2 separate regions of the Homo sapiens genome follow, and region 2 is linked to region 1. A link is a loop called in an ENCODE intact Hi-C map of the cell type or tissue named here. Cell type or tissue: CD4-positive, alpha-beta T cell. All regions are shown on one strand. Each heading gives the region's core, and the rest is flanking DNA. Links, peaks and the distances in the headings are about the cores only. Region 1 overlaps KANK1 (KN motif and ankyrin repeat domains 1). Region 2 overlaps KANK1 (KN motif and ankyrin repeat domains 1).

Region 1 (16,146 bases), core at 5,556-13,555:
TTAAAAGCTATACCTATTTCTGCCCATGCCTACTTTTGGTGTTCTCATAATCTGAGCATGCGCTCAGCTCTGGCTCTTTGCAGCCGCTCTTCCACCTCCTAACACTCTTTCAGGAGATGCCCTTACTGTTAACTGCTTATTCTCTGTGCTTCTTAATTCATATTCTTGAGAGTCAGCATCTAATTGACTCAGTTCACCTTATCATTCCAGGTCAACTCATGTGAGTCTCATTGACATACAGTGTTGTTTTTGGCTTCTCTTGGGAAGCCCACTCTGGTCCACACAGGTGACTGCATGAAGTGGGAAATGAAGACACTTGGCACAGACATGGCTGTTCAGGTAACAAAGAGTGTGTGCAGGGCGGCTTCACTGAGAAGGAGCCTGGTGAGGCTGGAATGGTGACTGCTTTCACCATTAGACAAATGTCAGTGGGTAGAGAAGAGAGACCAAAGTGTGACTTTAGAAACAGAAAAATCCCCTTTTCTTCCTTTGCAAATCCATACCTATATATTTTGAAGACCACTAGGCATGTCAGGTAAACTTTCAGCAATTTAAATTAATCAGAGAGCTGGAGAACATCTATTCCTGTTAAGATCTTTCCCACCCATTCAACTCCCTGACTAGTTACTGCTAAAGAGAAAAATGGTAGCAGCTTCATCTTTAAGACTTAAGCCATAGTTCTTGCAATGGGAAAGTCAACCCTAAAGAATGGTTTCATGTTTGCTCCCATTCTACCTTGTGCAGACAGTAGTTTAAGGATGTCTTCTGCAGAGCATAACTTGTGTAGTCACCCAAAAGGGTCTTCCAGTTCACTGAGACCATGGTATTGCAGTAAAGAAAGAGTTTAATTGACGAAGAGGTGGCTAGCCGCATGGGAGATGGAGTTATCACTCAAATTAATCTCCCTGAAGTTTTGGGGGTTGAGGTTTTTCAAGGATAGTTCGGTGGACAGGGGACTATAGAATGGATGTTGCTGATTGGCTGGGGATGCCATCATAGGAGTGTGGAAAACAGCCCTCATTTGCTGAGTCTGCCTCTGGGTTAGGGGCCATAGGACCAGTTGAGTCATGAGTCGCAGGTCCAGGTGGAGTCAGCCAGTCGTCAAAAATGCAGCAGTCTGAAAAGACATCTCAAAAGGCCAATCTTAGGTTCCGCAAGAGTGATGCTATTTACCACAGTAATTGGGGAAGTTACAAATCTTGTGACTTCCAGAACAATGGCTGGTTATCATTTATACCTACGCTTTTAACAAAACTTTTATTTTAGGTTCAGGGGTGCATGTGCAGGTTTGTTAATATGGGTAAACTCGTGTCATGGGGGTTTGTTGTACAGATTGTTTCATCACCCAGGTGTTAAGTTAATAATACATAGTTATTTTTCTTCACCCTCTGCTTCCTCCCCAACCTCCACCCTCCATTAGGCTGCAGTGTCTGTTGTTGTCCTCTATGTGCCCATGTGTTCTCATCATTTAGCTCCCATTTATAAGTGACAACGTGTAGTATTTGGTTTTCTGTTCCTGCGTTAGTTTGCTGTGGGTGATGGCTTCCAGCTATCCATGCAAAGGACATGATCTTATTCTTTTTTATGGCTGCATAGTATTTCATGGTGTATATGTTCCACATTTTCTTTATCCACTGTACCACTGATGGGCGTTTAGGTTGATTCCATGTCTTTGCTATTGTGAATAGTGCTGCAGTGAGCATATGTGTGCATGCATCTTTATGATAGAATGATTTATATTTCTTTTGGTGTACACCCAGTAATGGGATTTCTGGGTGGAATGGGAGTTATATTTTTAGAACTTTGAAGACTCATCACATTGTCTTCCACAGTGGTTGAACTAATTTATACTTCCACCAATACTGTGTAAATGTTCCTTTTTCTCTGCAACCTCGCCAGCACCTGTTATGTTTTGATTTCTTGATAATAGCCATTCTGACAGGTGCGAGATGGTATCTCCTTGTGGTTGTTATTTGCGTTTCTCTAATGATCGGTAATGTTGAGCTTTTTTTCCACATACTTGTTGGCCGCATGTGTGTCTTCTTTTGAAAGGTGTCTGTTCATGCCTTTGCCTACTTTTTAATGGAGTTGTTTTTTTCTTATAAATTTAAGTTCCGTGTAGGTGCTGGATATTAGACTTTTGTCAGATGGATAGTTTGCCAAAATTTTCTCCCATTCTGTAGGTTGTCTGTTTACTTTGTTGATAGTTTCTTTTGCTGTGCAGAAGCCTTTTAGTTTAATTAGATCCCATTTGTCAATTTTTGCTTTTGTTGGAATTCCTTTTGACATTCTCGTCACGAAATCTTTGCCCATTCCTATGTCCGGAATGGTATTGCTTAGGTTATCATCCAGGTTTTTGAGTATTACATTTAAGTTTTTAATCCTTCTTGAGTTGATTTTTGTATATGATGTAAGGAAGGGGTCCAGTTTCAATTTTCTGCACATGGCTAGCCAGTTATCACAGCACCATTTATTCAACAGGGAGTCCTTTCCCCATTGCTTGTTTTTGTCAGGTTTGTCAAAGATCAGATAGTTGTAGGTATGCGGCCTTATTTCTGGGTTCTCTCGTCTGTTCCCTTGGTCTGTGTGTCTGGTTTTGTACCAGTGCCATGCTGTTTTGGTTATTGTAGCCCAGTAGTGTAGTTTGAAGTTGGGTAGTGTAATGCCTCCAGCTTTGTTCTTTTTGCTTAGGATTGCCTTCTATGCCTACATCTTAGCAGAATTCAGGCCCTTCTCATAACCCTAACCTTGTGGTGTTTCATTAGCTTTACAAAGTTGATTTAGTTTTGGAAAGTGCTATTCTCATTCTTGCTTTAAAGTTAAACTATAAACTAAATTTTCCCCGAAGTTAGCTTTGCCCATGCCCAGGAATGACGAAGGACAACTTGGAGGTTAGAAGCAAGGGTCAGATATCTCTTACTGTCACAGTTTTGCAAAAGCAGTTTCACTTCCCTCTTCTAAGTACCTTCTGCATTGATTGGAGCCAGCAAAGAGAACTTTTGCAGCATTTCTTAGTTTGAATGTGCCATATAAATGAAACATGTTTGGAAATGTGAAACCAAGTCATCCATGAGAATGTTTTCCTCTGAAAGGCAGCACTTCTTGATAAGTCCCTTCCTCATGGAACTTTGGTGCAGTGTTGGCCCATTTTAAAATTTATTGGTTACCCAGGGAGATGCCCGAGCTTATCAGAATTAGAGTCTCTCATTTGAGTACGTTCTTGCAGTATAGAAGTTTGCAGATGTTTTATAACTTTAAGAGGCCCAGTGGTATTGAATTTAGAGTTAATTTTTAAAACTGGCTCCAAAGTCACCAGCATGGACAAAACTTACAGTCTTCCAAAGAGAGAGTGCCAAAGTTCAACGCTTGGCATTGTTGGTTTTTTTTTTTCTTTGTGCCCATATCAGGTAGCTATGATTATCTTCATTTTACAGAGAAGAAAACAAAGCTCAAGAGTTAATTTGACTAAATTCACAGATGAGTGAAGTATGAGGTAGAGAGTGATCCTGTGTGAGAATAGTTTACATTTATCTTGATGTGGTTATAACCACTACCTTATCTATAATGCATGTTAAAAATCAACTTCTCAAGATTTTTTACACCAAAGGCAAAAATATTCAAATGTTGATATAGTCCCTTCCATTCATTTTTATATTTTTGTTTAAAATCTTCAACATCATACCCAGTTTTCAACCTAACTTTATAAAGTAAGCATTTCCTTAATCTTCATAAACATGTTTAAGATATGTATCATAATTTAACAAATTATTAAGTTTCTGAAATTTTTACAGTAGTGAGGCAGTGGATGTATTTATGTGTAAGTCTGTGGGGTTTTTTTCCTGTCTCTCCCATAGAGGCAGAGACTTGCTCTGTGACCCAGGCTGGAGTGCAGTGGCATGATCGTCACTCTGTTGCCCAGGTTGGAGTGCAGTGGTGCAGTCATGGCATGCTTTAACCTCAAACTCCTGGGCTCAAGCTATCATCCCGCCTCAGCCTGCTGAATAGCTAGGACTACAGGTGTGCATCACCATGCCTGCCTAATTTTCTAAAATTTTTTTGTAGAGACAAAATCTCAATATGTTGCCCAGGCTGATCTCGAACTCCTGGCCTCCCACCTTAACCTCCCAAAGCACTGGGATTACAGGTGTGAGCCACCATGCCTGGCCAAGGTTGATTTTTTAAAAACATTATTTCCTTAGTATGTGTATGATTAGAAGCAAAATTACAGGTCAGAAGTCACATTTTAAAAGATCATGACCACTTAAAAAACCCTTAATATGTTTTGCCAAATTTATATCTTTTAAAAATGGGATCGATTTCCACACTCATCGGGGTATATTTGAGTATGTAGCTCACTGTAGACAGAGCTCCTGGGGAGGGAGGAATGGCTCTGGTGCTCTTCTACCCACCTGTAGAGGTTCAGCTGGGGACCAGCTCCACTGTGGGGCATTGGGAGGCTGTTAGTGCAGAGGTATCTTCTCAGTATCTGCCTGACACACTACTGTATCCAGCTGCCTGACCCAGTCCTGCCCACCTGCCTTCCTTTCTTCCTGCCTCCCCTCTGTTTTATCAACTTTGTCTCAAAAAACATAGCTTCCTATCTCTATATGTTCGTCTCCTATTTATGGTCCCTCAGTATGTTATAGTGCTTGCTAAGGTTTGAATGTCCCATGTGAATCTCATGTTGAAACTTAACCCCCAATGTGGCAATATTGAGAGGTGGGGCCTTTAAGAGGTGGCTCTGCCCTCATGAATGGATTAATCCATTCATGGATTAATGGATTAATGGGTTATCAGGGGAGTAGGGCTGGTGGCTTTTAAGAAGAGGAAGGGACCTGAGCTAGCACACTCGGCCGCCTCACCATGTGATTCCCTGTGCTGCCTCCAGACTCTGTCAAGTCCCCACCAGCAAGAAGGCCCTCACCAGATGCAGCCCTAGACTTTGGACTTCTCAGCCTTTGTACCTGTAAGAAATAAATACCTTTTCTGTATAAATTACCCAGTTTCAGGTATTCTGTTATAAGCAACAGAAAATTGACTGAGACAATACGTATATTCTAATTGTGTTCACTTTTCTTTCATCTAGACTTACCAGAAGTTTACTTCTCTGGTTGGCTTTTCAAGGAAGCTTTTGAATTTCACTTCTATTTTTTCTATTAATGCATTCATTATTAGTGAAGTATTTTGTAATCATTTTTCAAACAGATTGGGTGTTTTTTTTTTCTCATTTCAATATGTAGTTCACTTATGTTAATTATTTAGGGCTTACATTTTTCTCTGTTCTCAACCTTCATCAGATTCCGTAACACTTGATACGTTGTAAGGTTTCTGTTTTCATTCATTATACACCTTCCCCACCCCAGGCCTTTTCATTACTTTCAACACAGTCTCGTATTAGGATTTATGTTTTTTAAAACAATTATTTAGGAGAATAGAATAGTTTTTTTCTCCTTGTATTGGGTTTTTTGTTTGTTTAGATGTCTGTTGTTTCTGTGATGGCTTTGTTTTAATCTGTGCTTGGAGAGTGCTCTCTCATTGCTACTTTGGAGAATGTATTATTCTTTGGCCTAGTATGATTGTGTGTGTACATTTGGGGACAAAATGTTTTTGTGGAGATAATGTAGACTTAAAATTTTAAATCCGTAGCTGTATTTTCGTCACAATGAAAATTTGATGTCCTTAGTAAGCCCCGAATAGAAAGCCTTGACTTGCTTTTTGAGCATAGTTAACAGTGTTGAGATAAGAGAGGTTTGCTGGCAGTTGCACTGATGGCTGCACTGTTGTCCAGTGGGCCCAGCTGGGTGTACAGCTCGCCGTATAAACAGAAATCTAGACACAGGTCCCTAGAAGCCTAATCTGTGACCTAGACCCTGTCTCTGAGGTACTCTTACCAGAAAGTTAATCTGTTAGAGGATCTTTCATCAGCATAAAAGGCAGAAATAATTTTCTAAATGCTGTTGATAAAATGTGAGTGCATGCTGCTTCATTCGATTATGGAAACTGAGCATTGGAGACTTATTCTCCTTTTTAACACCACTTGCCTCCAGTAACTTACACTAATTGTCATCTATACCAAGCCTTTGAAAATTTGTAGTTTTTGTAAGTTTTTAGGAAATATGCATGCTAATTAGATAATGCCTAAATTATGTTGCTTTTCATGTGAATTTAGTAAAGTCATTTAAGACCCGTTGGCTTAGTTTTTCATGAGACTTTCTAAACATGCTTAATCTCTGCATACTATTTTAATAATAATGTAAGTTTTTGACTTTTTGCTATTATAATGGGCAGTGAATATATTTGTGCTGAAATCTGTGTGGAATTTTTTTGAACATCATTTTCTTACTGTATATTATTAGAGGTGAAATGTTTGGGTCAGGAGTTACAAACATATATATTTTTAAAAAACTACTCTAAAGATCCTTGATACATTTTGTCAAATTGATTTCTTGTAAAAATGGGACCAGTTTGCACCTCTGTTGTGGTATGAGAGAGTGCCCATCTCCTTGGGGACCTAGCCCCTTGATGGTTCCAGCACTCCATCGAAAACCAGCTCCACTGTGGGGTGTTTTGTGTGACATGGTGGTGTCATATGTCTTCTCTGCAAGAAAAGGCATTGTTAGCAAGGCAAACAGAAATACTCGATACAGTTATGTATAAACCAGAGGAAGCCTTTGCCAGAGAGATTGTTGACAATTGCTAGAGGGTATGATAATGCAGAAGTTACAGAGTGTTCCTTTGGCAACACGTGTTAATGGATTTGTTCCAGTGTTGGAGCCCTTTTTAATGAAAATTCTCAACACCTACACTGGAAAAATAATAAAATAAAAAGCCTTAGTCAGGAATGTATTGCTTGTTAAGATTTAGCCAAGGAAGTCACATGTTATTTAACAAGGTAGATTACTTTTTTCTTTGTAGTAGGCAAGGAAACAGCTATGCTTCACTTCTAAATAAAAAAAAAAAAAATTTTAAAAACGTTTTTTAAAAAGAAAAACGTGACTAAGATAACTGTCTCATTCCCAGGCACTTTTTAATCTCATATAAATTTACATTTAGAGACTTAACAGTTTGGCTTTTTTGAATGAATGCCAGAAATACAGTTGGACTATAGAGTCTCAGCTGAGAAGCAGACACATGGAGCAAGGTATGTTCTGTCATTTATCAGAAAAGTTAAAGAATTCATTTTGTTTAAAAGGCAGCACATAGATTATTCAGAGAGAGAAAAATATGGGTTTATAGGAAAATTCTTATGTATTTGGTAAGGACTCTGAGTTTGTACTTTAGCTTCATGTCTCATAAATCAAGTCCCAAGTTCACCAGGTGATAGTATTCCCAGGTTACTTGTGGGTGTAGGTGCAGAACAACTCGGAACTTTGTGGTTGGGCATCTTTTTCTGCCGTCCAACTTTGGAGGTTGCTGGGAGGAGATGCTTATTTTCCTTTTTTAGGGCATTTCAGTTTAAAACAAATTAAAAATGGAAAGTCAATGTTTTCCCTCCACTAATACAACTCTTAACTTATGGTTGTAATAAACAGTGATTTTTTTTTTTTTTTTTTTTCTAAGAGACAGGGTCTTGCTCTTTTCCCAGGCTTGAGTGCAGTGGAGAAATTGTAGTTCACTACAGCCTTAAACTCCTGGGCTCAAGGCATCCTCCTGCCTCAGCCTCTTGAACAGCTAGGACTACTTGCTTGTGCTGCCATACCCAGCTATTTCGGATCATGAGGTCAAGAGATCGAGACCATCCTGGCTAACACAGTGAAACCCCGTCTCTACTAAAAAATAGAAAAAAATTAGCTGGGCGTGGTAGTGGGTTCCTGTAGTCCCAGCTACTCGGGAAGCTGAGACAGGAGACTGGCGTGAACCTGGGAGGTGGAGCTTGCAGTGAGCCGAGATCGCTCCACTGCACTCCAGCATGAGTGACAGAGCGAGACTCCATCTCAAAAAAAAAAAATTTTTTTTGTAGAGACAGGGTCTCGATATGTTGCCCAGGCTGGTCTTGAATTCCTGGCCTCAGGCAATCCTCCTGCCATGGCCTCCCAAAGCACTGGGATTACAATATGGACATAAGCCACCATGTCCAGCCCTACTTTTGCTTTTTTGAAGGACATGTGTGTTAAGCAGAAATTTCTAAAGTCAGTGCATTTTTTGCATCAGAACATGTTTTAACTCATGAGTTAAAACATCGCTGTTTCTGGCATAACGGTCTTCCCACATTTCCATCTTTATATTAAAAATTTCTGAAATAAAATTTCTTTTTGGGCTAGAAAAAGGTAAGATTGGATCAAGTGATCCATTTAGGACTTGCCTTTTCATACTTTGCAGTCTCATTACTATTATCACAATGTATGTCCTAATACAATAAAGTTGAGGTTTAACCAAAAGTTCTCTTTTCTTCTGGCATGCTTTGTGAGAAAATATTTGAGCTGGTGTAAATTGTAATTACTGGCAGATATGGAAGAGAGTCTGACTTGGAGTATTCATGATGCTGATATGCTGCTGCAGTCAGTCAAGTGCTGCGTGAGTTGATGTCATTACCAAAGGACAGTCTCTATAATCAGAGAATAAAGTATAATTTGTAAATGTGGAGGAGCTAGAGGAACAACTTGATTTCACTTGTCACTAAACTTATCTAATAAATAAAAATGAGGATTTATTATTATTATTATTATTTTTTTGAGACAGAGTCTCGCTCTGTCACCCAGGCTGGAGTGCAGTGGCGCAATCTTGGCTCACTGCAAGCTCCACCTCCTGGGTTCACGCCATTCTCTTGCCTCAGCTTCCCGAGTAGCTGGGACTACAGGTGCCCGCCACCACGCGTGGCTAATTTTTTTGTATTTTTAGTAGAAATAGGGTTTCACCGTGTTAGCCAGGATGGTCTCGATCTCTTGACCTCGTGATCCGCCCTCCTCGGCCTCCCAAAGTGCTGGGATTACAGGCATGAGCCACCGCGCCCGGTCAAGGATTTTTTTTTTAAAGCCAGAAGTAATATAAGTCGGTATCAGTGAGAAAAGGTGGTGAGGATAGCAGGGATTAAGTAAGTCGCGGGCATTTTATTTTTATCTTAAAGAAAATGTTAAAATGGTTGACGTTTTCTAGCTCAACACTCCCACCCCCACCTCACCCATTGATTGATGGTTTGCTTTCGAAATCCTGAGTGAAAAGACAGGAATTACTTCATTGTGCTGAGAGTGACTGATGTCAGAAGGTCAGTTTTCCTACATTTACAAGATTCATACACACTTCTGAAAGGTTTTCTGTTAGACTGGGTGGACTGTAGATGAACAGGGCACTTTTTGTTTTGTAATTGCATTTAGCTTTAATTAGAGGTTTAGAGTAGAAAGCTGAGAGTTGCTTGGAGGAGCCAACCAGGAGATTAATGGGCTGTGCCCATCCGCCGCAGCTCTGTGCTTCCAAGAAGTTTGCCAGGGTAACCTGGATTTGTCTTTATTGTACTGGAAGGAGTCTTGTCCTGTAGAAGTAGAAATCACTGATGCATCACTAACATCATGTGGCCTTTGTTCTCTGCCGCACATGTTTGAAAAGCGCAGCTCGCACCCACTCTTCCCTTAGGAAAGGGGGCCGAAGCTCTGTACCTGTAACATTCCATAAAGGCTAAGGATCATGAGGATGTTGAGTGGGCAGGGCCCCAGCGGTCTTTACTGAAATACCAGAGCCTGCACTCTGATAATGAATGAGGCTCGAGGGAACATTCCTTTGGCATATTTTAATGCTTGACCTAGTTGACTGGGGTGCTCTGGGAAAATGAGCCTCACTTCCTGCTTTTCCACCTTAAATTGAAGTATGGGGTGCTCTGGGAAAATGAGCCTCACTTCCTGCTTTTCCACCTTAAATTGAAGTATGTCATTTATATGATTGTTAATATTGAAATGAGCAGCTGTACCACTCTGTTCTCAACAGGGAGGAAGCCTTTTTATTTGTAATGTTTGAAAATATTCTTTCTCAGCCGCGCGTGGTGGCTTATGCCTGTAATCCCAGCACTTTGGGAGGCTGAGGCGGGTGGATCCTGAGGTGAGGAGTTCAAGACCAGCCCGGCCAACACAATGAAACCCCATCTCTACTAAAAATACAAAAATTAGCCAGGCATGGTGGCACGTGCCTGTGGTCCCAGCTACTTGGGAGGTTGAGGCAGGAGAATCGCTGACCCTGCGAGGTGGGAGGTTGCAGTGAGCCGAGATTGCACCACTGCACTCCAACTTAGGTGACAGAGTGAGACTCCGTCTCAAAAAAAAAAAAAAAAGAAAAAAAATATTTTTTCTTTTTTTAAGTGTATATATTTTTTAAGTTGAAACCTGTGTTTGCCTTGTCTTTATGCCCACAGGGGAACTTGAAGTCATTTTACATATCAAAAGCATCTTCTCAGGTTATTCTGAATTTTGAGAAGGCTAACATTTGCTAGGCTTTATGTTTAAAAAAACAAAAACAGAAAAAGATCCTGGGCTTCTCCCATCTTGCTTGGCAAATGAGGAGTCTAGGGTACTTGTCTTAAATGTTCTGACATATTTCAATTAAAGCAGTGAACAATATTCTCAAAGACAAGGCAGCAGCTGATACTTGGTAATGTCCTTAAAACTGCATAGTAATAACCTTCAGTGAGATTTGTATAATTTGGAGATAAGCTCCACTTATATCTGTAAAGTTAAAGCACAGAGAAAGTTAGTACAGTATTTGCCTGAGGTCAGTCACGCAGTTGGTGACAAAAGCCACTATTCTTAGTACTTCATGAGACTTCTGTTTTATATAATAGATTACAGAGGCCAGGCACAGTGGCTCTTGCCTGTAATTCCAGCACTTTGGGAGACTGAGCTGGGAGGATCATTTGAGCCCAGGAGTTTGAGACCAGCTTGGGCAACATAGCAAGACCCTGTCTCTACAGGGAAAAAAAAAAAAAAAAAGCCAGGAATGGTGATGCACACCTGTGTTCCAGCTGCTCAGGAGACTGAGGTGGGAGGATTGCTTGAGCCTGGGAGGTTGAGGCTGCAGTTAGCCATGATCATGTCACTGCACTCCAGCCTGGGCAACAGAGCAAGACCCTGTCTCAAAAAAAATTAATTACAGAGATAGTGTTCTAGTTAATAGCAAGGAAAGAATGGCTTAAGCAATAAGCTTGGCCGGGCACAGTGGCTCATGCCTGTAATCCCAGCACTTTGGGAGGCCAAGGCGGGCCCGATCACTTGAGGTCAGGAGTTCAAGACCAGCCTGGTCAACATGGTGAAATCCTGTCTCTATTAAAAATACAAAAATTAGTCAGATGTAGTGGTGTATGCCTATAATCCCAGCCACTTGAGAGGCTGAGGCAGGAAGATCGCTTGAACCCAGTATGTGGAGGTTACAGTGAGCTGAGATTGTGCCACTGGACTCCAGCGTAGGCAACAGAGTGCAACTGCATCTCAAAACAAAAAACAATAAGTTTAATGAATGATTCCCAAAGTATGGTCTATGGACCAGCATCATTCACATCATCTGGGAACTTATTAGAAATTTTAAATTTTTAGGCCCTATCAGACCTACTGCTTACTCTGAAGGTGGGAGTCTAGGAATCTGTGTTTTTACAAAGCCCTCCACATACTTCTGATTCATGATAAAGTTTCAGTACCACTAGCTTCATACCATCCTTTTATAATTTTATGAGTTTAAATGCTCAGGGCTGCTGAGATAACATACCCTTGGGTCCTGAGTGTATACAAGGTAAGAAGCAGCTGGCAGCCTCCTTGAAGGCCCAGCATAGACAACCTTACTGGCCTCCCTTTTAATATACAGATAGGTAAGAAAGCAGAAGAGGAACCAATATTTGCTCTGCTAGGCACTGTGCCTATCTTTCCCACAGTTCCCTTGCATTTAGCCCTCATGCCAATCATATGCTTGTCATAGTGTGCTCCTTATATGTTTTGGGTACTTCATCATTTTCTAGTTGTAATCTCAGTCTTGAGAGCAGGCTCAGACGTTTGCTTCGATTCTTTCACTGGCAATCACGGAGACTTGACATTGTTTCATTTAGGGGACTGTACATTTCCTCATGGGGCATGCAGTTTGTGTTGGAGATACAGAAAGCTTCATCTTGAACTTGGTGCTTCTTCCTGGAACAGTAATTTTATTTCAGGTTTGTGGGAGAGGAAGAGGAGGGACCTTGTTTTTTTTTTGCAAACCATGACATTCCCTGTACGTACCATGTACCTGGTGCATGATAAATAACTGTTAAATAGATTTCTATACTATTAACAGAAAGCTTGTATTGTGTCCGGAATTGGTTCCTTCAGGTGGTTTCTTGGTCTCACTGACTTCAAGAATGAAGCCATAGACCCTCACGGTGAGTGTTACAGTTCTTAAAGATGGTGTGTCCGGAGTTTGTTCCTTCAGATGTTCAGATGAGTCCTTAGTTTCTTCCTTCCAGTGGGTTCATGGCCTCGCTGACTTGAGGAGTGAATCTGCAGACCTTTGCAGTGTTACAGGTCATGAAGGTAGTGCAGACCCAAAGACTGAGCAGCAGCAAGATTTATTGTGAAGAGCGAAAGAACAAAGCTTCCACAGCATGGAAGGGAACCCAAGCGGGTTGCCTCTGCTGGCTCTGGTGGCCAGATTTTATTCCCTTATTTGGCCCCGCCCACGTCCTGCTGATTGGTCCATTTTACAGAGTGCTGATTGGCCCATTTTACAGAGAGCTGATTGATCCATTTTACAGAGTGCTGATTGGTGTGTTATTACAGAGTGCTGATTGGTGCATTTACAAACCTTTAGCTAGACACAGAGTGCTGACTGGTGTGTTTACAAACCTTTAGACACAGAGCGCTGATTGGTGCGTTTTTACAGAGTGCTGATTGGCGCGCTTACAAACCTTTAGCTAGACACAGAGTGCTAATTGGTGTGTTTACAATCCTTTAACTAGACAGAAAAGTTCTCCAAGTCCGCACCCGACCCAGAAGCTCAGCCGGCTTCACCTCTCAGTATCATCTCCCAGATAGCTTGTGCCCACCCTTCAGACTTCTTTGTTTAAGGCAGTTATTCTCAAAATGTCCCTTGACCAGAAACAGCATCACTTGGAAACTTGGTAGAAGTACACATTCTCAAGTTCCACCCCAAACCTCTTGAATCAGAAATTCTGAGGGTAGGGCCCAGGAATTTATGTTTCAACAAGTCTTGCAGGTGATTTTGATTTATGCTAGCATTTGAGAACCACTGGCTTTACGCATGAGAAGTAGGATTTTAAAATTGTACTTTTTATTATAATTTTCTGGGAAAGTAAAGCTGTTTCACCTGTAAACTTTGGGAATAGGAGCACCCTGAAGCTCACAATGGCATCCTGCAAAGCCCCAAAGAGTGCTAGTTGTTGATCATTACCTGTGCACACATCATTCCCTCACTCAGAGCCCAGCTAGGAGGCCTCCTTTCACCTTGTAACCAGGTCACCCCTAGATGTGATCACTTCCTCCACAAGAACTGAGAGAGAAGAGAAGAACACCAGAGGATACTGAACTGGCCATACTGGGGCTTATGGTTTAAAGGGCAGAACTGAGCCAAATGAGGACTCCTCAGAAAATTGCTTTCTCGTTGGATCACCCCAGAAATAAATCAGTAAAAGCATTCACCTTTTGTTTTATTTGCTTCAAACAAAGTAGGAAACATTCTTCTTGCTTTATATATCTAGATACCAAGTAAGGAAGTATGATTTGGATTCTTGAGTCTCTTTATTTTATTTTTCAACTGTGTGTGTGTGTGTGTGTGTGTTTGCCTTTGCTAAGCCATGGAGGGTAAAAAATGAAATATATTAGCAACATTGTTGACATGGACCACAGACAATTAAATGTTTCATTTCTTATTAATCCTGAAAGAAAAAGCCTTTTTTTTTTGTTGGGCGGCAGGGAGGGGGTGCAGTCCTCTATACAAAAATCTTAAAAACTAAATATATCTATTCTAATTGTTTTCCCCTGGAACATCATCATAGTTTAGGAGTATATCTCAATGTTGATTTTAAAAAATAAATATGTAAACAGCTAGATTTATGCACTGTTAAAGCATCAGTGCAAGTTTTAGGAAAAAATCAAGCATGACAATTGAAAATAAAATAACCATTACTAAGTTGGACTCTTCTTTACCCTCAAGAAATTGTACTTGGATGTTTATGGGAGAAATTATTCCAAATCCTACCAGTTCTGTCAGAAAACTAATATTACTCTACATAATCATTTTCTCCCACCTCTGTATAATATTTAACTTTTATTTGAAATGTAGGCTCAAGCTATGCTAAAAATCCCATCTCGAAGATGACGAGCTTATCCATGGGGAGGGGATGGAGGGCAGAGCACTCTCATAACTCTAGGAATTTGACTGTTATATCTTGACTTAATAAATGTCTGCAGCTGAAAATAGGAAAAATTGACTATATGCATGTTTGAACACATAGACATAAAAAATGCCAGCTGAAGCAGAGTATTCCGCATGCAAGCCAAGAAAAATCGGGTTCAGTGAGGCACAGTTTGGCAGGGAAGGCACACTGAAGCTGCAGGGATGGGAGGTCTAGTAACTGGGGAGGTATTCAGTTGAGGGCTGGTGCCCTCCACGTAGCCTTCCCCGACCCACCCACCCTGGGTCTGCTTCCCTCTGCCCCCAGTGTGGGCTCCCGTAGCACAGCTGGGTATTAGCTTGGTAATGGGGAAAGGATGGTATTCAACTGGGAATCTTTGGCTTCTAGGAACAAAACAAACTTGGGGAGGATGTTATCAGGATACTGAAGTCCTCCCCAAAATCCAGGATCTTCAGAGAAAACCTAAGAATCAAAAATAGAAAAGCACAGGAAGTTGAAGGACTCTGTCTCTGTGTGTTGTCCCTGCTTCTCTCAGCTCCATCCTCACCTTTCTGCACTCCAGCTCTGTTGTGTCGTCCACAGCATGCAACACACAGATCCAGCTCCATCTGGAGCCCGCCTGTCAGCTCCTCAGCCCCAATTTTAAAACCCTAGGGGAGAAGCATCTTCTCAGCATAGGTCTCACATCTTTATGTGGTCCAGTGAGCCATGGTGGGGGAGGTAGGTGGGTGCAGGGAGGCAGTATGGGAGGTCCACCTCTGACCCTGTGGCCCAGTCAGAAGACCCCAAAGAGAGGAGTAGCTTGCATAGATGGAACAAAAGCATTCTCCCTATGTTATTCCGTTCACATGTTGCTGTGGGTTCATTAACCCCACACTTAGAAAGTAATCATCTTTGGCTCTAAGAAAATCTGGAGGTTGGACCTGAAAAACCTCAGGCCAGACAGTGAATCAGTCCTGGATTGTGCTGAATTTTCTAATATGACTCCACCCCATGAGGCTTCATGACTGTCAGCATCTGCTGTCTCCAGTGATGCTGTGTCCGAAATTGGTGGGTTCTTGGTCTCACAGACTTCAAGAATGAAGCCACAGACCCTTGCGGTGAGTGTTACAGTTCTTAAAGATGGTGTGTCCGAAGTTTGTTCCTTCTGATGTTCGTACGTGTTCAGAGTTTCTTCATTCTGGTAGGTTCGTGGTCTCACTGGCTTCAGGAGTGAAGCTGCAGACCTTCGCGGTGAGTGTAACAGCTCTTAAGGCGGCGCGTCTGGAGTTGTTCGTTCCTCCGGTCTGGAGTTGTTCATTCCTCCCGGTGGGTTCGTGGTCTCGCTGGCCTCAGGAGTGAAGCTGCAGACCTTCCTGGTGTTACAGCTCATAAAGGCAGCGCGGACCCGAAGAGTGAGCAGCAGCAAGATTTATTGCAAAGAGTGAAAGAACAAAGCTTCCACACTGTGGGAGGGGACCTGAGCAGGTTGCCACTGCTGGCTCAGGCATCTGCTTTTATTCTCTTATCTGGCCCCACCCACATCCTGTTGATTGGTCAATTTTACAGAGAGCTGATTGGTCCATTTTGACAGGGTGCTGATTGGTGCATTTACAATCCCTGAGCTAGACGCAAAAGTTCTCCAAGTCCCCACTAGATCAGCTAGACACAGAGCACTGACTGGTGCATTTGCAAACCTTGAGCTAGACACAGAGTGCTGATTGGTGTATTTACAATCCCTTAGCTAGACATAAAGGTTCTCCAAGTGCCCACTAGACTCAGGAGTCCAGCTGGCTTCACCTAGTGGATCCCGCACTGGGGCCGCAGGCGGAGCTGCCTGCCAGTCCCGCGCT
Region 2 (16,146 bases), core at 5,141-13,140, 58 kb before region 1:
AAAGGATCTAGTTGGGGGCAGTGCAAGGAACTGGGAAGAGGAATGGGATAATGGCCGAAAGGGGCAGTGCTTGTGGGAGCTGAGGACTGTTGAGATGGAATAACTATAGGGTGAGCAGATTCTGAAAGAGCAGAGTGGGTCTGTGAAAAGTTGGACACTTCACTCGGGCTTTTTGTTGGATAATGTGTGCATGTTTTAAAAATCATTTTTAGTAAGGAGAGTTGAAGCTATCCAAATTATGCAACATCCACTACACTTCTCACTCACCCTTCAATAAGAAAAGTCAACTTGTTTTCAAGTGTTTCGGGAAGTTTTAGGCCTGTTGCATGGGTGACAGCTTATGCCATCTTTTTTTTTTTTTTTTGGTAATTTAGAACATTGACATAGCGAGACTCCGTCTCTACAAAAAAAATAAAAAATAACCGGATATGGTGGCACATGCACCTGTAGTCCCAGCTACTTGGGAGGCTGAGGCAGGAGGATTGCTTTAGCCCAGGAGTTTGAGGCTGCAGTGAACTATGATCATGCCACTGCACTCCAGCCTAGATGACCGAGCAATATCCTCTCTCAAAACAAGATGAGCTGTACCATAGGTATACATATCCCACACCCCCAGCCCTGCCGACGGAGTTTTGCTCTTGTCAGCCAGGCTACAGTGCAATGTCACAGTATCAGCTCACTGCAACCTCCGCCTCCCAGGTTTAAGCGATTCTCCTGCCTCAGCCTCCCAAGTAGCTGGGATTACAGGCACCTGCCACCATGCCCGGCTAATTTTTTTTTTTTTTTTTTTGAGATGGAGTCTCGATCTGTTGCCAGGCTGGAGTGCAGTGGCGCGATCTCAGCTCACTGCAACCTCCGCCTCCTGGGTTCAAGCGATTCTCGTGCCTCAGCCTCCCGAGTAGCTGGGACTACAGGCACCGTGTCACCACACCCAGCTAATTTTTGTATTTTTAGTAGAGACAGGGTTTCACTATGTTGGCCAGGATGGTCTCAATCTCTTGACATCGTGATGTGCCCACCTCGGCCTCTCAAAGTGTCAGGATTACAGGTGTGAGCCACCATGCCAGTTTTTGTATTTTTAGTAGAGACGGGGTTTCACCGTGTTGGTCAGGCTGGTCTCCAACTCCTGACCTTGTGATCCGCCCACCTCAGCCTCCCAAAGTGCTGAGGGATTACAGGCATGCGCCCCCACACTTGGCTAATTTTTGTATTTTTGTTAGAGACGGGGGTTTTACCATGTTGGCCAGGCTGGTCTTGAACTCGTGACGTCAGGTTATCCATCCGCCTCTGCCTCCCAAAGTGTTGGGATTACAGGTGTGAGACACCCTGCTCAGCCTTTTTTTTTTTTTTTTTTTTTTTTTTTTTTTTTTGAGATGGAGTTTCTTTCTTGTTGCCCAGGCTGGAGTGCATTGGGGTGATCTCAGCTCACTGCAACCTCTGCCTCCCGGGTTCAAGCGATTCTCTGCCTCAGCCTCCTGAGTAGCTGGGATTGCAGGCATCTGCCACCATGCCCGGCTAATTTTGTATGTTTAGTAGAAACGGGGTTTCTCCATGTTGGTCAGGCTGGTCTCGAACTCCCGACCTCAGGTGATCCGCCTGCCTTGGCCTCCCAAAGTGCTGGCATTACAGGCGTGAGCCACTGTGCCCAGCCTGTAGCTATACATCTTAAGAGTACATCTTCACAAATTGTCACAAAGTGAACATAAACATATAACAAGTACTCACGGAAAGAACCAAAATATTGCCAGCATTGCAGAAGTGCCCCTATACTCTTGTCCAATCACTGCCCCTCCCGAAGAGTAACCGTTGTGCCAACTGTGGATTAGTTTTATCTGTTTTCATGCTCTACACAGACTCACACGGTATATAGCTTTTAGTATCCTGGTTTCTTTCTCAACATTATATTTGTGAGATTCAGCTGTGTTGTTGCTTGTGGCTGTAGTTCAGTTATTTTCACTGCTGTGTAATATTCAATTGTATGACTACAATTTATCAATTTTTAGGTTTGAGGGGCATTTACATAGTTTCCAGTTTCTTACATGGTAAGTAGTGTGACTATGAACATTCTAATTCTAGTACACGTCTTGATACACAATATCCAATACAAATGTGTACATTTGTACAAATTCTATTCAGAAGTAGAATTTCCCAGTTCCAAACTAGGATTCAGTTTAGAGGTACAGTCATGCGGATTTCTGAAGTGGTTGTAGAGTTTATACTTCTACCCGTAGTGTGAGAGAGTTCTGTTGTGTCCTTTTTAAATTGGAAGAGCAGTAGATCTGCAGAGTTTGGCAAATGGACAAAATATGACCTATTTATTATTTTTTTTTTGGAGGCGGAGTCTTGCTCTGTCACCAGGATGAGTGCAGTGGCGCGATCTTGACTCACTGGAACCTCTGCCTCCTGAGTTCAAGCAATTCTCCTGCCTCAGCCTCCCGATTAGCTGGAACTACAGGCACACGCCACCACGCCCAGCTAATTTTTGTACTTTTAGTAGACACGGGGTTTCACCATGTTGGCCGGGATGGTCTCCATCTCCTGACCTCGTGATCCACCCACCTCGGCCTCCCAAAGTGCTGTGATTACAGGCGTGAGCCACTGGCCCAATATGACCTATATTTACCCCATCCTAGCAGACTAATTATTTGTTGTCTTCACTTCCAGTGCTTTTCCATGTCTGTTCATGTTTTTATGAAGTCACAATTCTAATATTCAATTTTGTATTTTGTTTCTTAACACAGTATCTTAATATTGCTTCAGTCTCTGACTTTTTAATCCCTGCATATGCCTAAGGATATGCTTTCATTTAATAATCCTCTTATTAGAAATGTGTGTTAATTTCTGGTGTTTTACTAGTACATACCGTTGTGGAAATCATCTTTGTGCATATAGTTTTTACCTCCCTCTTGGGTATTTCATAAATTTGAGATTTTTGTTTATGTGGCTTGGGATCTTTGTTAAACTGCTGCCTGCAGAGTTATCCTTGAACCTAATATGGAATTGATTAAAGAAATCTTTTTTATTTTTTTGAGACAGGATATCATTGTGTCACCCAGGCTGGAGTGCAGTGACAGGATCAGAGCTCGCTGTAACCGTGAACTGCTGGGCCCAAGCAATCCTCCCGCCTCAGCCTGCCTCCCGAGTAGCTGGGACTACAGGCATGTGCCACTGCACTCAGCTAATTTTTCCTTTTTTTTTTTTTTAGTTGTAGAGATGGGGTCTTGCTAGGTTGTCCAGGCGGGTCTCAAACTCCTGGCCTCAAACAATCCTCCCTCCTTGCCCTCCTAAAAGTGCTGGGATTACAGGTGTGAGCCACTGCACCCAGTCTAAGAAATCTTTAAATTGCTAATATGTTACCTGCAAAAGGGTGTCTCATTGGGTTAAATTGCAATTCTGAAAATAATGGTGAGGTTGACCATGATAACTTCTTTAAAAATAGCATAAATTGAACCTTTGTGGCAATTTCATTTAGGTATCACTGATTAATTTTCTTTATATGGTCCTGTTTACAAAGGTATTGAGCCAAGAGCTTGAAAGGATATAAGAAGGATCATACCATTAAGTAGTTGATTGTCCAGAAATTATATCTAATAATTAAAAATACCAGTTAGGCAAAATTCTTACACATGACCAAGGAGTGTTCATTCTACAAATGCAGTGCTTGTTTAAGTTCTGAGGGAGAAGTCTTTCTTGTCTAGATGATTAGGAGCTGCTTCCCCCAAAAGTAAGACTTGAGCTCAGCTTTAAGGAGTCTCTAGAAATTGGCTAGGGAGCAGACATCACTAAAGAGACACTGAGCCTTCTCAAGGAGAGAGATCAGCGGTGCATAGGGAGAGCCCCGGTTGACCACTGGACAGTGGGGTTGGTGATGCTGGCTTCCTTACTATTCTTTTTCTGGAAGATACCGAAAATAAATGAACTAATATATAGGCCGAAAAAAGTACTTGGAGGATTTTGGGAGAAAGCTGTTTGGTACATTCAAGTCAGCATCATGGGGTTTAATGGTAAACACCTGCCAGAGATTAGAATGCAGTAGGCTGCTTTTTTGCCTAATTATAGATCTTAACTCCTTTCCCCTCAGGTAAAATTCAGTGATAATTTCTCTAAGATGAAGGCTGCTAGACCAGCCTTCATTCAGAATAAGCCAATATCACTTAACTTTAGTAAACAGTACTTAAATTTGTATTATGTGCAAGGCCCTGGTGGGGGAAATCAGAGACTAGAAAGCTAAGAGTTCATAGGGAATGAATGTATAATGATGCAAAATTGTATTAATAGGCAAAATGTTAGAAATACTCAATATCGATACAAAAGGTTCACTCTGGAAAGGAAAGGGATGGAGAAATTAATGCTGAGTAGAGAGATCTGGGTGATATTTAGGGGGATTTGGCCTTGAAAAATGTGTATGGGTGGGAATTAGAGTAAAGGGCACTGCATTTAGGCAATAGGTTTTGAAAAAGTAAAAGGTGGCAGTGCTTGACACATAATACCATGGTCAGTCATAGGCTTGGAGACCCAGGTGAATGGCAATTTGAGATTGTACCTTTCTTCCTGTGACTTGTGACTGCTGAGCCAGCCTGGTGATCTCTGTGGAAATATTGTAGGTGTAGGCCCAGGCTGGCTACTTTTAATCTAGGATCTGTTGCTTGCTGTGTGACCTTTGGCACAGTTACTAAACCTCTCTGTGTGTCAATTTCCCATCTATAAACAGGGATAATAAAAGCATCTCCTTTATTGGGTACTTGTGAGGATTGAATGAGTTAAAACCAACTCTGTTGGTTGAGGCAGTCACCTGTCCAGACTCAAGAACACTTAGAAGGGTGGTTGGTATACAGTAAGTTTTATACATGTTTGCTGTTATTCCCTTAATTTTTGAATTTCTGAATTATAGAATTTCTAATACTCACACATAGTGTAAATAATATAAACAACAAAGGGTTTAAAATAAAAACAAAACTCATCATTCTTGTCTGGTCCCAACTCAGCTACAGTCTTGGTTTAGGTGTGATAACTGCTGTTTCTGTTTTTAGTTCTTCTAGTGGTTATTTTAGCAAATTACCCCCCAAAATTTAGTGGCTCAAAAATTTGTTTTATGGTGTTTTGGATTCTGTGGGTCAGGGATTCAGGCAGGGCTGGGCTGGGTGATTCTGCTGCTTTCGGTGTTGACTGAGGTCATTCCCTGGTACCCAGCTGGTGGATGTGCTGGTCCACTGGCTCCAAAAAGGCTTTGCTCCCATGACTATTGCCTTAGTGGGAGTAGCTGGAATGCTGGGCTCAGCAATGACTGTTGAGCAGAGCACCTACACATGTTGACTTCATTTGTCTTCATGGCAACTACATGTCTTCATGGTGACTTCAGCATGGTGGCTCCAGGTAGTTGAACTTGTGTGGCAGCAGGCTTCCCTCATGTGTTACTAAGGGCTCTCCAGAGAAACATAACCAATAGTGTGTGTGTGTGTGTGTGTATGTATATACACACACACAAGATTTTTAAAACAAGGAATTGACTTATTCAGTTTGGAGGCGGGCTAGTCCTAAATACTGCATTGTGGGCCAACAGATGGAGACAAGGAGAGTCTAGAAGAAGACTGAAGGAGGTCTGCTGGAGAATTCCCTCCAGCTCAGGGAGGCCGGTCTTTTTGTTTAGTTCATACCTTTAGTTGTTTGCATGAGGCCCACCCACATTATGGAGGGCAGTCTCTTTTACCCATAGTTACCTGATTTAAATGTGAATCTCATCCAAAAACATCCTCCAAGTCAACACATAAAATTAACCATCATACCCTGCTACGAGCACCTTGGGTAAACCAGTTGGAAGCTTCATGGCCTTTTATGACATATTATCAGAAGTTAATAACTTCCCTTTTGCCAAACTATTGGTTGTAGCACAAAACTTGCTCAGGCTCAAGCAGAGGGGACATCGACCTGCCACTTGATGGGAGTGTCAAAGAATTTGCAGTATAAAATATACTGCCAGTCTATGCTTGAGTTCATAAATTTGACAGTGTCTGTTAACTTCCTGCTAAGGAAGAAGTGGAATTTATATTCCCTCACACCTCTCTTTCCTCTTCTCTCTGCCTCCTGGTTTTTATTAGATATCTTATTATTTTTGCCTTATTATTTTTAGTTGTCTTCTTTTGGTTACCTTTCTGATTTAAAATAAAGCAGTCCATTCTTTACCAGGCCGTAGAGATATGGAAAACTCAGGTTTGTTGAAGGGTATGGTGTTGGGGAGGGACATGGCAGAAAAGCAGCTTCAAATGGTTGAGGCTTGACAATGAGGCTCTTGTTAAAACACTCCAGCCACTAAAAATGGGAATTGCCTATGAGTGTGTCCTCTTTGTGAGCCTAGCAGGTGGCATAATTTGACACTTTTTATTTTTTCTCTTTGGCTTTTAAACTCAGATACCTGTTTGCCTTTTTCTTCCCTACACTTAGCATTTAAATTATGAATGCTGGAAGCAAATGATATTTTCACCAATGAAGAATCTTATTACAGACACATGGTTGAGTTGAGTGTTTGTATGTGGATGTGCTGTCAGAAATAAGTGCTCTCTTGCTTTTTTCATTACCAAAGCAATCAGTTAATTGGAAACAGAGTGTCAGGAGCCCTGTAACTCTGTTGGAGGTGTTTTGGGTTTTTTCTTTTTTTGGATTCATTTAGTTAATACAATTGAGCAATGGGGCTTAGTTTAACTCTCAGAACACATAACTAATCCCTTTTTATAATTATCATCCAAGAAACATATAAGAACCTCTAGTCTTGTTGGTTTGCATTCATTGTATATTGCAGATATAACCTCTTTTGATATTTGTCTTACTAATAAAATTTGACTTGGTTAGTGGCAAGAATGTAAATTTGTGTTTGATATCTGCATAATATTTTTGGCTAAATTTTTTCAGATTTCTGTTGTTAATTCTGACTGGTTCACCCTTTGACCTTGGGAAAAAATAGAACAAAAGCAATTAGAACAAAAGTAGATACTTTGGGAGGCCGAGGCAGGCAGATCACTTGAGGTCAGGAGTTCAAGACCAGCCATAGCCAACATGGCAAAACCCCATCTCTACTAAAAATACAAAAATTAGCTGGGCTTGCTGGTGCACACCTGTAGTCCCAGCTACTTGGGAGGCTGTGGCAGGAGAATTGCTTGAACCCAGGAGGTGGAGGTTGCAGTGAGTCAAAATCACGCCGCTGCATTCCAGCCTGGGTGACAGAGCGAGACTCCGTCTCGAACAAAAGTTGAAATGAAACATAAATACTGTATTCACCTTTTCTCTTTTCTGTCCTCCTCCTCTCCTTCCCTCCTTCTCTTACTCCCTCCCTCTCTTCCTCCCTCTCTCTCTCCCTCCCTCCCTCCCTTCCTCTCTCCCTCCCTTCCTCTCTCCCTCCCTTCCTCTCTCCCTCCCTTCCTCCCTCCCTCTCTCCCTCCCTCCCTTCCTCCCTCCCTCCCTCCCTTCCTTCCTTCCTCCCTCCGTCCCTCCCTTCCTTCCTTCCTTCCTATTCATCTCAATAGAGCTGCTTTTTCCTCTAAAAATAATAGCTTCAGGGTAGCCCTTTTTAGGGGATGGGATTATCCCTGTTATGAGATGGTTCAGCTCACTTTTCTGCCAAATACTCCCTCATCTCCTTTACCCAAATGGAGCCACAGACCAATCTGACCATCTTGGTGTCATATCCCCTTCTAGTCACAACTCTTGCCCCGAGGGTATCCTTACTTCTAATATCATAGATCAATTTAGTCAGTTTTTGAACTTTATGTACCTGAGATCACAGAGCATGTACTCTTTCGTGTCTAGCTTCTCTCCATGTTATATTTGTGAGATTGATCCATGTTGTATGTGGTTATGGGTTCATGCTCATTGCTGTATAGTGTTCCATCATGTGAATATACTGCTGTTCATCCTGTTGTCCATGAACGTTAGGTTTCTAGTTTTGGACCAGTATGAACAGTACTGTCATGAATGATTTTGTATGTATTTTCTGGTGAATATAGGTACACATTTAAGTTAGATATATATCTAGGAGTGCAATTTTTGGGCCATGCAGTTCAACTGGAGTAGGTACCGTCAGAGTGGTTTTATCAAGCGGTATTCCCAGCAGTGGTGTATGAGTTTCAGTTGCACCACAGTGCTTGTTATTGTCTGTTGTCTTATTTTAGCTAATCTGGTAAACGTGTGTTATTGATTCCCTAGATGACTAATGAAGATGAACACCTCAAAAAGGGTTCATACTTTTTATTTTATTGCATAGCAAAGTAGAAAAACAAAGCCAGTTTGACCGGGTGCAGTGGCTCACGCCTGTAATCCCAGCACTTTGGGAGGCAGAGGCGGGTGGATCATGAGGTCAGGAGATCAAGACCATCCTGGCTAACACAGTGAAACCCTATCTCTACTAAAAAAATACAAAAGATTAGCCAGGCGTGGTGGCGGGAGCCTGTAGTCCCAGCTACTCGGGAGGCTGAGGCAGGAGAATGGCGTGAACCCAGGAGGCGGAGCTTGCAGTGAGCCGAGATCGTGCCACTGCCCTCCAGCCTGGGTGAAAGAGCAAGACTCCTTCTCAAAAAAAAAAAAAAGAAAAAAAAGCCAGTTAAAGAATTCATCTAGAGACATTGTATCAGTTCTTTAACCACTCTAGCTTTTCTGTTTCTCTACACATTTATTGTGTTTTTTTGTTTTAGTTTTATGAGAGATGTATTTCAAGGAATTTACTTCTAATAAAAATTTAAAGAACAGAAGTTTATGGATAACTCTACTAGTTCTGAGAATTAAGGTATTTAAAGGATGAAACTGCTCATACTGTATTACTCTTTCAACTTTTCTAATTTGTTAACTCAGTCTATTTATTTTTGCCTTTCACTTTGACATTTTTATAGGAGAATTTGAATCATGTTCTATAGTTTCCAGGAATTAAATTTCCACATAAATGTAAAAGAAAACTTGAGATCCTGATGCACCATTTTTTAAAGGGTTTTAAAAAGGGGAATTGTTAACGTAGGGATAAGCTATATATTGTGAGGCTTCGATGGCAGTGCTGTTAAGTTCTTGTCACTTCTTAGCAAATGAAATGCATAGTTTCAAGGAAACCTCACGTGTGGTTTGATGTGTTTGAGTTCGTTTTGATTTATTTCCTGTTGACATTTTGAGATTTCTTCCTTTAGCTTTTATTCTGGGCACCTATTTTATCCTCTCAGTTGTTTCTTTTTAAGACCTGTATGCCTCTTTAGGAATCCAACATGCAGCTGTCATCTAGCTTTGTACTTCTGTGCATATATTCCATCTTCCCTTAAATATTATTGGTGTATTGCTGATCAGGGGACAGACACAAGGTGGTCTTAAATATCTGTAAGGTACTTACAGGTGTTGTTTGGCCTCTTGGTGGCAAGACTATGTCCTGGGTCAGATTATCTAAAGGGTTTTTGGAGAATTCAGGCTTTTGACCTTGGAGGCAGAATAAGATTTCTCTGCCTCCAGAGACACCAAACTTTTAACTCCTTTTGGAGTTATACTTCAGGAGTAGGAGGAAAGTTTGCTGAATTCCTATCAAGAAAAGGTGGTTGAGAGACATGATTGAAGATTGCTTAATTCATCACAGTTTCTCAGCTCTGGCATGAAACAGTTGGGAGAAGCGATTCAAATAACTGCTGATGAAAGTTGTATATTATTTTTCCTTTTTTGAAGTTTAGGGAATTCAGGGCTAGCTCCCAAATGAGATCATGTGAACTTAGTGATGTTCTTTCTGGTGGGTCTTTATTAGAGTCAGTGGGGAGGGAAGGGGAGCGGTTTTGGCTGTAGAGTGGGATCTGAAAATTGTTCATAATGCTGGGAATGACAGAAATGTGGGTGCGAAGTGCAGTGCAGAGACACTGGCTTGAGGAATAGCAAGGCCTTTTATGATGGGCCCAGGTGGGAGGGGAGTTACTAGGTTATACTTCATAGGCATTCAAAAATACTTGTTGAATGAATATGGATCATTTTATCAGTAGCATACTAAGGCTGTCAGATCTGCATGAAGCTATTGATTCACTAGTTATCATTATAGTGGCTTAGCAGCCCGCTGGGGGGTACCTGTCCTTCAGGTGATTAGGAATTTCATGCCTCCATCAGTGTAAGTTTGAACACTTGGGTTACGAAGAAATTTGTCCTAATGAGGTTTGGCCCCAGATGCCCTGCCAGGTGTGCATCTGAGTGTGGTTTCTATTCTTCATCACCCTCTACACACACACACACACACACACACACACATCCGTCTTGTGTTTTTTGGTGGGCTCAGAGCCACGAGGGAGCTATTAGTTATCCTTCCAAAATTCAGCAAGCTGTTTGTGTTTGTTTTTGTTTTTGTTTTGAGACGGAGTCTCGCTCTGTCACCCAGGCTGGAGTGCAGTGGCGTGATCTCAGCTACTGCAACTTCCGACGGTTCAAGCAGTTCTCCTGCCTCAGCCTCCCAAGTAGTTGGGAGTACAGGCATGCACCACCATGCCTAGCTAATTTTTGTAGTTTGAGTAGAGACAGGGTTTCACCATGTTGGCCAGGATGGTCTCGATTTCCTGGCCTCATGATCTGCCTGCCTCGGCCTTCCAAAGTGCTAGGATCACAGGCGTGAGCCACTGCGGCCCGGCTGCAAGCTGTGTTTTGTCGGGACGGTTTCGATTAGTTTTTAGGCTAATAAAGAACACTGTTTCTTTTTGTTTCTTTTTTAGGTTTATTTTAGCCAACCTGAGGAAACAAAAGCCTACTGTTAGGATATTCATGGGAAAATAGGGAAGCCTTTTTTTTCCTTTAGTGAAATCCTATGTGCCTATAGAGCTTTTTCACACTTTCTAGAGAAGGTAAGCATCTCTTCCTGAGAAAGAGTGGGGATAATATGTCTGGGCTCAATTCTGCCTGTTGTAGGGAAGGGTGTGCCGGTGGGTCACCTTTTGAGGTTAAGAACGAGTAATAAGACCTTGAGGATTCTTTTTTTTTTTTTTTTTTGAGACAGAGTCTCGCTCTGTCACCCAGGTTGGAGTAAAGTGGCGTGATCTCGGCTCACTGGACCCTCCGCCTCCCAGGTTCAAGTAGTTCTCCCGCCTCAGCCTCCCAAGTAGCTGGAATTACGGAGTCCCCCACCATGCCTCGCTAATTTTTGTATTTTTAGTAGAGATGGAGTTTCACATTATTGGCCGGGCTGGTCTTGAACTCCTGACCTCAAGTGATCCACCTGCCTCAGCCTTCCAGAGTGCTGGGATTACAGGCATGAGCCACCTTGCCCGGCCAACCTTGAGGGTTCTTAGCCATCCCCAAATGATCTGATAAAGTAGCCTTAGTACTGTGGAAAAAAGTGTCACTCTTTCCTGCTCTGTCAACTTTGATAGCAAAAGGAGGAAACACTGCTAAAGGGGCTTGAAGTTTATATAGTTTGTGAATCATTTTCTTGGGAACTTTTCAAAAGAAGTGTTGTAAACCTCTGACCTCACATCCAGTTTGACCAGATAACTGTGCTTACCTGTTGAGGCCCATCTGATTTGAGTCCTGGCTTAAAGCGGTTGTTCACATGTTGAAGTCTGTATTTAAGCTCCGCTCCCAGGCTGGGTTGTGTCATCCCGAGCCTCCCCTTCTCCCTCCTTGACCCCCAGTGGCCCAGGGCAGTTTTTACTTTACCGTTTCTTCCTGGCTTTTTACCTATACTTTTCGGCCAGACACTTCAAGGGGATCTGATTCGATGTAGGGGAGGGGTTCGGAGCATGGGTTCTAGAATCGAAACTCTACTATTTCCTGCGAGGTGTATGTTTTCTTTGCTTCTTTGTGTTTGGAAAGAAATATTGATATTGTCATTCCGTGGTGTTTAAGTGTGTAAAGAGGAGGAGCTGGGAGGAAGATGAAGGAAGACCTAGGATGTAGTATTTCCTGACTATAAAACTCCCTAGGAAAAGTCCTCAAAGAGCCACCTTGTTTACTTTAGGCTAGAGGAGCGGAGAAAGGGCGGTGACCCTGTATGACATACAGTGAACAAGAGAGGTGGAACTCTGGCAGGAAGTAAAGGGTAGAGGCAGGCTCAGGGACCCAAGTCTTGTAGGAAACCACAACTCCATGAAGCCTATATGGAGTTTCTTAGCATTGTCTTTAAATTTTTTTTTTTTTGTTTTGAGACAGAGTTTCGCTCTTGTTGCCCAGGCTGGAGTGCAATGGCATGATCTCGGCTCACCGCAAACTCCCCCTTCCAGGTTCCAGTGATTCTTCTGCCTCAGCCTCCCGAGTAGCTGGGATTACAGGCATGCACCACCAGGCCTGACTAATTTTGTATGTTTAATAGAAACGGGGTTTCTCCATGTTGGTCAGGCTGGTCTCAAACTCCCAACCTCAGGTGATCTGCCTGCCTCGGCCTCCCAAAGTGCTGGGATTATAGGCATGAGACACTGCGCCCAGTGTCTTTCAACTTTTACTAGGCACCTTATAATTGTGTCTTTTCCCCCAAAGCCCGCTCTCACGACAGCCTCTGGATATCAAGATCTGTCAGCCTTAACTTAGTAAGTGTTCTGAGTTTCTCTGAACTTCCAACTTCTCAGGATCTGCCACAAATTTGCAAAAGGTGGTGTTGAATATTTTTCCTTCAGAAATTAAGTTTTTAATTCTTGTATATTTTCATAGGAGTAGCTATGAGAGGAGTCTTAACTTTGGGTATTGTTTTTCTTTGGCTTCTAGAGAAAAGTTTGAGAGGTCTAGTGATTTTCATTAAGTTCTTTTTTAAGCAATCATTTGTGAAACTATTCACATCCTCAGATCTTGGTAAGATTTCCATGCAGAGCCTAATACTGAAAAGCTAAAGAAGAACCTGGACTTTTTGGAATGATTTCGACCTCTCATAAAATCCCAGACAATTACATTTCCTTATTTTGCCAGGAGACTGGTATGCCAGTTAAGTTTATAACCTCGATCCTTGTTTTATCCTCCATCAGTTAGAGATTAATTACATGCCTTTGGAATGGTGAGCTGTTGAGCCTTGTCGTCTTTGAACCTACTATTGTTCTCAATAAGGTCTTCTAAAGGTCAGACAAACAAGTCATTTAGATTTTTCTCCTCCCCTTAAAGCATGCATTTATAAGGCAAAAACTTAATGATCATTCATTCCATTCCATTGATCATTAAAACAGCTTTAAAAATGAAGTGGTTTCATTACTCATATTAGTCTAGTTATGCTCAGTGACTTAAAACAATACATTTTAATTTCTAGACTTAATGAGCCACTCCACTCTGGGACATACTTATGGCAGAGGGTAAGAAAAGAAATGACCATAGCCGGGTGCGGTGGCTCACACCTGTAATCCCAGCACTTTGGGAGGCTGAGGTGGATAGATCGCTTGAGCCCAGGAATTCAAGACTAGTCTGGGCAACATGGCAAAACCCCATCTCTACAAAAAATACAAAAATTAGCCGTGTGTGGTAGCACGCCCCTGTAGTCCCGGCTACCTGGGAGGTGGAGGTGGGAGGATCACCTCAGCCTGGGGAGGTTAAGGCTGTAGTGAGCTGTGATCATACCACTGCACTCCAGCCTGCTTGGTAGAGTGAGACCCTGTCTCAAAAAAATAAATAAAAATTAAAAAGGAAGTGACCAGTTCATTCATAGTTATTAACACTTCTGCTTGTGTGTCACTTCTACTCGCCTTCACTTGGCTGAAGAAAGTCATATGGCCAGGCCTGCCAGCAATGTGGTAGAGAAGTGTGGTTAATTCTTCCATCTGGAGATGCTATAAGTCACGTGACAATGGGGGATATAATCCTCTTTCAGGGAGGTTAGCGAATAATTGAAAACAATATAATCTAACATAATGGAAGACTATATTTAACTCAAAAAATTTAATGGCCTGTGTTCTGATTCAGAAATAGTTTTTAGAATTGGTTAAATCTGCACTTTGGGTTTTATTTTGAAAAGATTATGCCTCAGAAATCTGCCTAGATATGGAAAACAGGGTCTAGTTTTTGGACAGGACTGATTAATCTTTTATGAATTGGAGAGCTGTACCAACAACTTGGTAACTTTCCATTAGTTGTTTCCCATGGCTCCAGATCTGTATTTTAATCAAGAAGTTACACTTCTTCCTCTCTTGACTTTTATATCTTGATTTTGCATGCATTGTTAGTATCCTATTGGTCAGATGATTTTTGTTTAATTGCCTGATTTAATATGGTTTTGGCAGCCAATTAACAGTGGATGCTACTGTCAAGAGAAGGGTAGAGATGGGGCCTTTTGACAGAAATAAAATTTATTAAGGCCTCATCAGTCTGTCTTGGTATTTTTCTTTCAAAAATGAAACTGATGAACTGTTGCTGATGTTCTTACTAGGAAATTTCTGTCTTATATAAAAGATATGAAATCGGAATTCTTTGAAGCAAGATGACAAAATAAAGTCATACATTGCTGTGAGGAACAGAACGTTTGTGCCTCAATTGGTTATTCACCATCTACATGTTGAGATTCTTTTTGTGGGGGATCTTGGCCATTTCTGCATGTTCACCCTCACACTCCTTTTTATGAGGTGTGGGGGCCATCTACTTAGGCAAGAGTCTTAGGTAGCTTCTGTAATTTTTATGAGAAAGCTGAAGTCTCTTCTGCTTGGTTGACTTTTAAAAAGTAGGTGCACCAAGCCTCAGCTGGTGTCAGACTGCTGCACTTGGGGTTCTTCCTGAGCTCTTAACCTGCTTCCAGCTCTTAGTGAAAACTTGTTTTTGGGAGATGGTGTTCATTCATGAAATTTCATCAAACACTGGGCACTTGGAATTCTCTACTTTCTTTTCCCTCCAGATTCTTTTTTTTTTTTTTTTTTTGGAGACAGAGTTTTGCTCGTCACCCAGGCTGGAGTGCAATGGTGTGATCTTGGGTCACTTTAACCTCTGCCTTCTGGGTTCAAGCGATTCTCCTGCCTCAGCCTCCCGAGTAGCTGGGGATTACAGGTGTGCGCCACCACGCGTGGCTGATTTTTGTATTATTGGTAGAGATGGGGTTTCACCATGGTGGCCAGGCTGGTCTCGAACTCCTGACCTCAGGAGATCCACCCACCTCAGCCTGCCAAAGTGCTGGGATTACAGGCATGAGCCACTGTGCCTGGCTCAGATTCTTTTATTGAATGAACGTCTACTATGTCTTCAGCTTCCATTATTTAGAAATAGAGAAGAGTTTAAGAAACAGCCACAGGCAGCTCATACATGGTGATCCCTTTTGCCTCTCTCAGTGGCCCTTTTTTGGAGAACTGTTAGAAAAGTTGCTGTAGGCCTTGGTATTAGAAAATGTTGGCACATTTCTTGGGAAAATGTTTGATTTGTTGAATAATGTAAATATTGTAAGAGATTGTGATTTCCTCATTGCTTTGACCAAATTTATATCCCACTGTTAAAAAGAAATGGAGAATTTCATGATGGTTATTTACTAATTTAGGTCTCATTTTACGATTCTGTTTTCCCTTTTGCTGAATTTATTTATTTTTAAATTAAAGGTAAATATAGTTACATCTAGTTTTGAAAGATGCCGCAAGTGTTTTTGGACCAAGGTTGGGTACAGATACATATATCGTGGTTCCTTCATGCAGTTGAAAGTTTTAAGAGGACTCTGTGTGGGGGAGTGCACATACACACAGCTGGATAGCACTCCTAACGCTCCTTTCTGTGCTCACTCCGTCTCTTTCATGGTTTTCACAAGCAGAGCATATGCTCTGTGGCATACTGGGGGTACTCAGTACTCTGTCTCAGTGCTGAGACTTGGAGAAAGGCATTCTTTTTGAGCCCTTTTGCTCATGAGGAAGGGGGTCCTGGTGTACCCCAGGGTTTGTTCTCCAGGCCTGGGACCCACAGTGGGGTTGAACTGGCAGAAGGCAAAGACCATAATGGTTACTTCTGCAGGGACAGATCTGGAAGGGACTTCATGCTGACTTTTGGGTTTTTAAGTTGGTATTTTCTGATGAGTGACTTTGGTATCTCATAGAATTCTGTAAACTCTAATGCACTCCTTAAGCTTAGCAATGTGTGCCTGCCTGTGCTCTCCTGACCACCAGCCTCTGACCTACCCTGGTTTTCACTTCATTACTCCTCCCTTGGTGCTGACAGCTCATGGGAATTAAGCCAGAATTGGCCCAAAAGCTAAATGCCTGCACTGCTGAGCTGTGGTTTCCCATGAAAATG

Evidence for each region. A loop is a pair of places that touch in the nucleus more often than their neighbours do. Peaks named below come from ENCODE experiments on the same cell type or tissue, not always from the same donor. Only the 100,000 strongest peaks of a DNase experiment are listed, where the experiment ranks them.
Region 2: a loop joins it to region 1, with 4 times the contacts of the local background. A loop is called at or near these places in 4 of 110 quality-filtered maps.

Annotation. Positions count from the first base shown.
Region 1 is chr9:564,616-580,761 of GRCh38, forward strand. All of the region lies in intron 1 of KANK1 (KN motif and ankyrin repeat domains 1), which reads left to right. Among named protein-coding and RNA genes, the nearest start is that of KANK1, 68 kb to the left of the region's middle. RefSeq lists an enhancer at 9,816-10,655. In CD4-positive, alpha-beta T cell, for the core only: no CTCF peak of the experiment used is centred there; no DNase peak of the experiment used is centred there.
Region 2 is chr9:506,786-522,931 of GRCh38, forward strand. The region is part of intron 1 of KANK1 (KN motif and ankyrin repeat domains 1); the gene reads left to right. Among named protein-coding and RNA genes, the nearest start is that of KANK1, 10 kb to the left of the region's middle. In CD4-positive, alpha-beta T cell, for the core only: no CTCF peak of the experiment used is centred there; DNase peaks (open chromatin) are centred at 9,086 and 11,996.